Linked DNA regions of Homo sapiens: region 1 is linked to region 2. The links are chromatin loops, found by intact Hi-C in ENCODE. Cell type or tissue: sigmoid colon. All regions are shown on one strand.

Region 1 (4,000 bases), 95 kb before region 2:
CAATAGCAACATTTATTCTGCATTCATTGTGGGCTAGCCACTAGGATTTATATCAATTATTTTATTTTCCCAGCAACCTAGAGGTAGATAAGGAGTAAGTCTGTGGTCACAGGCTGCTGAGGGGAGGAGCTTCTTGCCATACTGAGGACTTCTTTTTTTTTTTTTTTTTAGACAGAGTCTCACTCTGTCTCCTAGGCTAGAGTACAGCGATGGGATCTTGGCTTGCTGCAACCTCAGCCTCCTGGGTTCAAGAGATTCTCCTGCCTCAGTCTCCCAAGTAGCTGGGATTATAGGCGCATGCCAACATGCCAGATAATTTTCATATTTTTTATACAGACAGGGTTTCACCATGTTGGCCAGGCTGGTTTCGAACTCCTGACCTTAAGTAGTCCACTCGAGGGCAGGACCCCAGCCTCCCAAAGTGCTGGGATTAGAGGCGTGAGCCACTGTGCTTAGCCTGAGGACTTCTTGATGGTTTATATTCTCATTGACACCGCTGCAAATTTCTGGTTTCCAAGTACTTAAAAAATAATTTTCCATTAATTAAAAACATTGTTACTCCAGCTGCCTTGTGTGACAAATTCGCTGAGCAAACATCATCTCACAGAAGCCTGAAAGTAAAGCTCTGTCCAACTGATAACTTTCACCCTACGAGGTAACAGGGCCTTATTCTATTTATTTCCATTCTTTGTCTTGGTGTCTAGCTTAGATCATTTGTGTCAAAAGTCATTTTCTGGTTCCCTATTGATTTTCCCAATAAGTGCACCTCTTTTCAGCAACACGATTGAAATATCTGGCTTTATTTTAGGAACACACAGGACAGTAGGTTAAATGTGAAAGCCACATGAAATCCTAACAGCTGTTGTTTTAGGCGTTAGGATTTATGTATTACCTCCTGTAAACCCTTTTAAATGAGAACTTCTACTATTATCTGTTAGGGATATCAATGATTAGAAAAATGGCCAAGATTGGCAATGGGAAAAATGGGAGGCGGATGCTTGGGTATCATCTGAATTGAAGAATGAGTCCTCACCTGAAGTGAATGAATGATTGAAGCTCTTTTCTGATATACACTCAGTGTTTTTCAGAACTTGAGCTGCAGACCACCTATATCAGAGTTTCTAAAGGGCTTAAAACAATACAGATTTTAACAAGGGCTACAGGAAACTATATTAATAAATGGTTCCCCAATAACACACACACACACACACCCCTTCTCTCTGGGGTTGTTCTACACCTGACCCTGGAGGAACACGTTATTGGAGTTCATTAGGCAATATCCTATCTGCTTCCATTTCTATGTTAGTTGCCCCAAATCTCAAGGACTAAAGTCCCATAATTGTAAATGTGAGAGAAGAAATGATACAGGTGGAGTTCCTCATTGCTCCCAAAAAGCAAACAATCCGTAAAGTAAAAATTAGTAAAATTTGTCTAAACTTATGTAGGAAGTAGCATGAAAATAAGGATATTAGGTAAATTTTTGTATACAGCATCATACAGAATTTTCCTAATTCTATAAAATAAGCATATATATATATATACATGTATAGATATATATATGTAAATGGAAGACTCTGTTCCAAAATATTAACAAGTGGTATGTCTGATGGCATTGTGAATAATTTTTCTTTTCTGTTTTTCTGTGAGTGTTTATAATAATCATATCTCTTTTTATCTGGAGAAAGAAAATAATAAAATATTATTTAAAAATACAAAAGGGGTTGGATGAGAATCTTAGTGAACCCCCACATTTAAACTTGCTACTCCATAGTCTATAAATCAAAGATCATTCCCTGCTCTGACCCAGAGGCCAAATCCAGCCTGCTGCCTGTTTTTGTAAATAAAGTTTTATTGAAACATAACTGCACTCATTCATTTACATATTGCCTGTGGCACCACGACAGCAGAATTGAGTAGCTGCAACAAAGACTGAATGGCCTGAAAAGTAAAATACTATTTGGCCCTTCATAGAAAATGTTTGCTGGCCCCTGCCATAGCTGTTTTCAAGAAAGAATTGGGATCTGAGGCAAACCCCCTTGCCCTGGGCTTCTGAAATTCTCCCGGACCTGCTAAAAAAGTTATCCTGGAAGATGTTGGAGCTTTGTTGCTGCAATTACAAGTGCTGTTGGATAGAGTTTATGATCCCCTCTGACTCCTTATGCAATGACTGTTGAAGTGCTAATAGGACTTCTTAAAAGTGTTTATCTACAAACACCAGAACACTATTTTACAGCTGGGCAAGTAAATACAGTTCAGCTTAATTAGAGTAGAGCTAGGATGACTTTTTTGTTGATGCCTCAATTTTTCTAGATAAAAAAACAAAAACAGTAGAAATCATTTAGAGTGGTCCTTTTCAAATAGACATTGGGTTTCCTCAAGGGTCCACAGGAAGTTCAGAGCAAACTGTGGCACCCAGAGTGGCAGGACCTCACCCCATAGGAGGGACAATAAACAGGCAGGTCTTTTCCATTCTTTTTTTCTAACTTATGATCAGCTGCAGTGCTGAGAATAGAGATGAGTCGCAGGAAAGTGAATTCTGTCCAGGAAGACAGTGCATGGTAACCTACCAGAGGCGGATAAAATATGTGGGGATTATTGGATTTAAAAAAAAAGAACCATTGTTCTAAACTGAGTCACAGATAAAATAGGAAGGTATTTCCTTGGCATTTTCATCATAAAATCCCACTATTCATTCATCACACCCTAAATTCTAGAAGGGGACTTGTCCAAGGTCACCCAGTTAGAAAGTAGGATTCCAACTTAGTTTCATTAATAATCCAAACACACGGAAACTGAAAAAGAAACCATGTTCTTTAAAATCCTGGTAAACATTTACGTCACTTGGTTGACAAAAAATGCCATGGAGAATCTCTTGATTTTCAGTTTTGATGCTCCAGGCACAACTTGTGCCCCTCCCCAGGTCCCGCTCTTTAATCCAACTTCCTTCTCCAGCGCTTCTGAAGGCTTCTGGTTGAGTCAGGATGGAAGTGCTCCTTGGCTGTCTCGTATTAACCTCTTAACACTCAACTCTTAATTAAAAGTTTTTCCCTACCCTAATGGGGTACACGCTGCTTCTCATTTGCTTTTCACAAAAAACGGAAGCCAAATACACACACACACACACACACACACACACACACACACACACCCTCACCCCACCCACACACACAGCCAGCCACACACACAAACACATTCCACCCATACACACACACCCACAAACACACCCCATTCATACACACATACAATTCGAGGAGGAAATGTTAATGATTTGTCTAAAACAGCAACTTTTGTGTTTTTTTCTTTTTTTTTTTTCATCAGCAGGGTGTTTCTGGTTTAAATTCAAAGGTTTCATTTAATTACACATCCTCCTCTCCTCCCCGCCACACACCAACTATTCCAGTTAGGAGAGTCCCATCCCCCATATGTGAAAAAAAAGATGTAGAGTTCTGAGTCTGGTTTACTTCATCTGTTGAAAAATAAAGTAAGTTTGGCTGAGCTAAACAAACTTCTTCCTGAATAGAGTAACCCTCCCATGTCTGTTTGCCGAAATGTTTGACAGATGGAAATCTGACGGGGAGCATTTCTTTTAATGACCGTGTGAAAACTTCAGATCTTAGTTTTGTCTTGCCACTAACTAACTGTGACTTCAAGCAAAGCACTTCTTTTCTCTGGCTCTCCAGCTCTTTGTTTATAAAATAGGAGGGACATCTGATCTTAACCTGGGGTTCAGAATTTTCTCAACGCTCTCAAATTGAATGCAATTTTTTTTTTTGTGAGTGTAGCTGTGTCCATTTTTGATTCCCGGGGAAAAGGGATTGTGACTTCCAGTGAATTCACCAAGGATTCTGTGATTGCAGAGAAATGGTTTGTAAAAGCATAACATTTCATGATTTTGACATTTGATGCTAAACTTTCAGCTACGCCTCCTGAGCGGGTCAACTGAGACACCAAGTGAAGAAAGAAGTCATCCTCCTTAGGACAGCAGGCTGTGAGCCAGCAT
Region 2 (4,000 bases):
TTTTTGATTTAACCTCTTCTTTATAGGTTCTGTTATTTTTCGTTCATGATAACTCGTGTTATTTTATGCACTTTGCTTATGCTTATATCTCTATTTCTTGATTTTCTTTCTTTTTTTTTTTTTTCTGAGACAGAGTCTAACTCTGTCACCCAGGCTGGAGTACAGTGGTGCAATTTCGGCTCACTGCAACCTCCGCCTCCCAGGTTCATGTGATTCTCCTGCCTCAGCCTCCTGAGTAGCTGGGATTATAGGCATGTGCCACCACGCCTGGCTAATTTTTGTATTTTTATTAGAGATGGGATTTCACCATGTTGGTCAGGCTGGTCTCGAACTCCTGACCTCATGATCTGCCTACCTCGGCCTCCCAAAGTGCTGGGATTACAGGCGTGAGCCACCATGCCTGGCCAATTTTATTTCTTAATTCTTCAATTTGAGGTGGTATTTCTTTGACTCCTAACTACATAGGTGGAGGAAATTAGCCTCCTATACATCAGGTAACCGTCTCTCTTCTGACTGCTGACTTCTGTCAGTTCTGTCTTTCCATTTATGTTAATGATGTAAATGTTTAACATTTACATCATGTTCTGTAAATGTAATTAAGTCTCTTGTATTCTTCTGTGTCTATAGGTTGACTGTAAAAATGGAAAACCAATAAATATAAATCATGATGTTATAATAAGTTTTTGCTGAACTAAGACTTATGATTGTCAATTTGTCTATTTGATGAAAGTGGCACTTTACTTTGGGGAATCATAAAAATATAGTACTTACCTTACACATTTAAATGCGTGTTTATTTGCCCATATTTGAATGTAAGGCCGGGGATCTTTTCTTTGAGCAGATCTAATAATCACTGTGAGAGATTTGGAACAATGGAGTCTCAGTATCTCACTGAAGCAGGCTGTGCTTAGAACAATATATTTTGAGTGACTATAATGCCAGATTCCATGAATAAATAACATTGTCCTATAATTGACATATGAAATGACATGAAAGGAAAGTTTGTCTGAAAAATTCCTTTGGTGTATAATTATAATATTACATTCCTAGAGTAAGCACTGTGTTAATAACATTGATTAAATAAATATGCATAATTGAACACAGCTATTGCTTTTATGCTACAAAAAAACCCATTTCTTGCCATTAAGCACTGGCAAATAATAATGAAAATGACAACTAAAACTAAAGCGATAAAAATGCATATCATCTGCAAAATAACTGTACCATTTACACATATATGGCAAATTCCTCTGCACATAAAATTTCTTTATTGGCCTTCTGCAGCATTCTTCTTGTGGTGGTTTTAGTCCCCCCACAACCTAAATTCTCATCTTAAAGGTGAAGAAATTGCTTTTAATAATTGGTGGGTGAGTTTTTGCTGCTTGCCACTCAAACAGGTTTGGAGGTAGATTCCAGGTTTAGCAACTGATGTTCTGGGCAGCTTTCAAGTATTCTCATCTCCATGTGGTTTATTTTTCATCTCTGGGCTCAGTGTAATATTATTTGATGAGAACTTTTTTTAAGTGCTACTATTAGGACAGAAAATGAATTCATGAATCCTTCTGGAGTCTTGTTATTTATAAGTGATAATTCGGTGCAACCATTAGAGCCCTAAGTATATTTTTATGTACAAAAAAACACCTGGTTTCCCAATACCCAGAAGTATACTTTGTTAACATTGTCTCCTATTTGCCTCTGGTCTTTGTTTTTTTTTTTTATATAAAAGAAATAAAATGGCCTCAGTTCTTTTTAATAAAATTTTACACATATAAACTAAGAACAAAGAACTGTTTTGACAGTGTAGAGTTCTAAGAAAAAGAGGCCCAGATAAAAGAAGCAGTAAGTGCCACAACATCTACTGCCAAAGGAACAACAGTGCTCGAGTGATGTTTTCCAGGCAGCCCCACGGCATAAATCTTTAATCCCAGAGCCTTTCATGTGACATTTATATATAAAAACTGTTTATAGAGCAATGTAACCTTTTCCTGTGTTCATTCGGGTTTATCAGGGCTGCCAATGCTTCAGTTCTTACGCTTTGACTGCTCATAATACGTCAGCAAATATGATCAGTGCATTTTGCCTTTGCTCTCACCAGAACCAAATAAGGGGCTGATGTACCAGTTACAAAACAAGGTCAATGGCAAGAAGACGAACCTCACACAGCTGGACTTGCAGAATCCAGTGCCTGTGCACCAGTCACTGAACTGTTTTGCAGCAGGCTAGAGTGGGAATTTCTCTTCACAGCATCCATAAATTTGGACTTAATTCACCTTTGCAGAAAATTAAGGGGGGATAAATTCAATTTTGTTTAAGCAACATAAAACTGGTCCAGAAATAAATTAGTTGCTCTATTAGAAAATAACCTGCACAAGTTAGGGAATAGGATATTTTTTAGTCATAGATCTGGAAAAAGGCCACTGAGAATGATTTGCCCATGTATTGCGTCAATTAGAAAATCAATTTTACAGGACTATCCAGCCAACTCTGTGAGGCTGTTGGTTACAAGTGACAGAAACCCAACTCAAAATAGATTTTGTGAAAAAGGGGAGTAGATTGACAGGGGTAACTAGGGAGCCAAAGACATACACTGGACCTTGGGCATCCGTGGCTTCAGGCCTCTTGGAGATGCTTTCCTCTGCCCGGCTTACCTCTCTTCCTCTCCCTAGGAAGTAGCACAATGGCCCCCAAGAGTTCCAGATGCATGTGGCTTTCAGTGTTTATAATCATAGAGAAAGAGAAACCACCTCTCATGGCAAGAGTGCTGGGAACATTATGATTTGGCTCAGTTTGGGGAAGGGACCCTTTCCTGACCTAACCGCCATGCCCAGGGTGTGGGCTCAGTTCCCTGAGTGACCTAGCCTGGGTCGTGGCTGCTTCTTCAGCAGGAAGGTGAGATCAATTCACCTGTACCATGTGGTCTAAGGAGAGGTCCCTCCCAAAATGGTGGATGGGTGACTCCTCAAAGGATGGGATGCTGCACAGACCAGAAAAATACCTGCACACTACAGTTAGTCATTGACAGAGCTACAAATGGAACTCAGGATGTATTAGTCTGTTTTTGCACTGCTCTAAAGAAATACCTAATACTCAAGACTCGGTAATTTATAAAGGAAAGAGGCTTAACTGACTCACAGTTCCACAAGGCTGGGGAGGCCTCAGGAAACTTACAATCTGGCACAGAAGGTGAAGGGAAAGCAAGGACCTTCTTAACATGGTGGCTAGGAGAGAGAAGAAAGTGAAAGGCCCAGGGGAAACTGCCATTTATAAAACCATCAGATCTCGTGAAAACTCCCTCACTATCATGAGAACAGCACGGGGGAAACCACCCCCATGATCCAATCACCTCCCTACCTCCACACGTGGGGATTACAATTCGAGATGACATTTGGGTGCCGATGCAGAGCCGAACCATATCACAGGAATACTGACTCCATGTTTATCTGTAATGGTTGATTTGTAGTTTCTCCTCTCTGCCTAATCAGTGTGTCCAGTCTATGGAAGCAAAAACACCAGAGTTGGTGGGTATGTGTGTATGTGTGTAACTGTCAGCGTACACAGACACATCCGTGCTTGGGTTTGGAAGGCTAAGGATTAGTAAAGAAGTAGGCTAATTCCTGGAAGGAGCTGTTTCTTTATAAGAAAGTTCGGCCGGGCGCGGTGGCTCACGCCTGTAATCCCAGCACTTTGGGAGGCCCAGGCGGGCAGATCACGAGGTCAGATCGAGACCATCCTGGCTAACATAGTGAAACCCCGTCTCTACTAAAAATACAAAAAATTAGCCAGGCGTGGTGGTAGGCGCCTGTAGTCCCAGCTACTCGGGCAGGATAATGGCGTGAACCCGGGAGGCGGAGCTTGCAGTGAGCTGAGATCGGGCCATTGCACTCTGGCCTGGGCGAAAGAGCAAGACTCTGTCTCAAAAAAAAAAAAAAAAAAAAAAAAAAAAAAGATCATAAATGCATCATAGACCAAAAAATATTAACAGGTGCTGTCTCAAGTGTTT

The links. A loop is a pair of places that touch in the nucleus more often than their neighbours do. Peaks named below come from ENCODE experiments on the same cell type or tissue, not always from the same donor. Only the 100,000 strongest peaks of a DNase experiment are listed, where the experiment ranks them.
Region 1: it touches region 2 in a loop (2.5-fold over the local background); 1 of 110 quality-filtered maps calls a loop at or near these places.

What each region holds. Positions count from the first base shown.
Region 1 is chr2:226,725,288-226,729,287 of GRCh38, reverse strand. No RefSeq gene overlaps it. Among named protein-coding and RNA genes, the nearest start is that of MIR5702, 68 kb to the right of the region's middle. In sigmoid colon, no CTCF peak of the experiment used is centred here; no DNase peak of the experiment used is centred here; H3K4me3 peaks cover 1,196 bases; H3K27ac peaks cover 1,100 bases.
Region 2 is chr2:226,629,874-226,633,873 of GRCh38, reverse strand. No RefSeq gene overlaps it. Among named protein-coding and RNA genes, the nearest start is that of MIR5702, 27 kb to the left of the region's middle. In sigmoid colon, no CTCF peak of the experiment used is centred here; a DNase peak (open chromatin) is centred at 1,943; H3K27ac peaks cover 468 bases.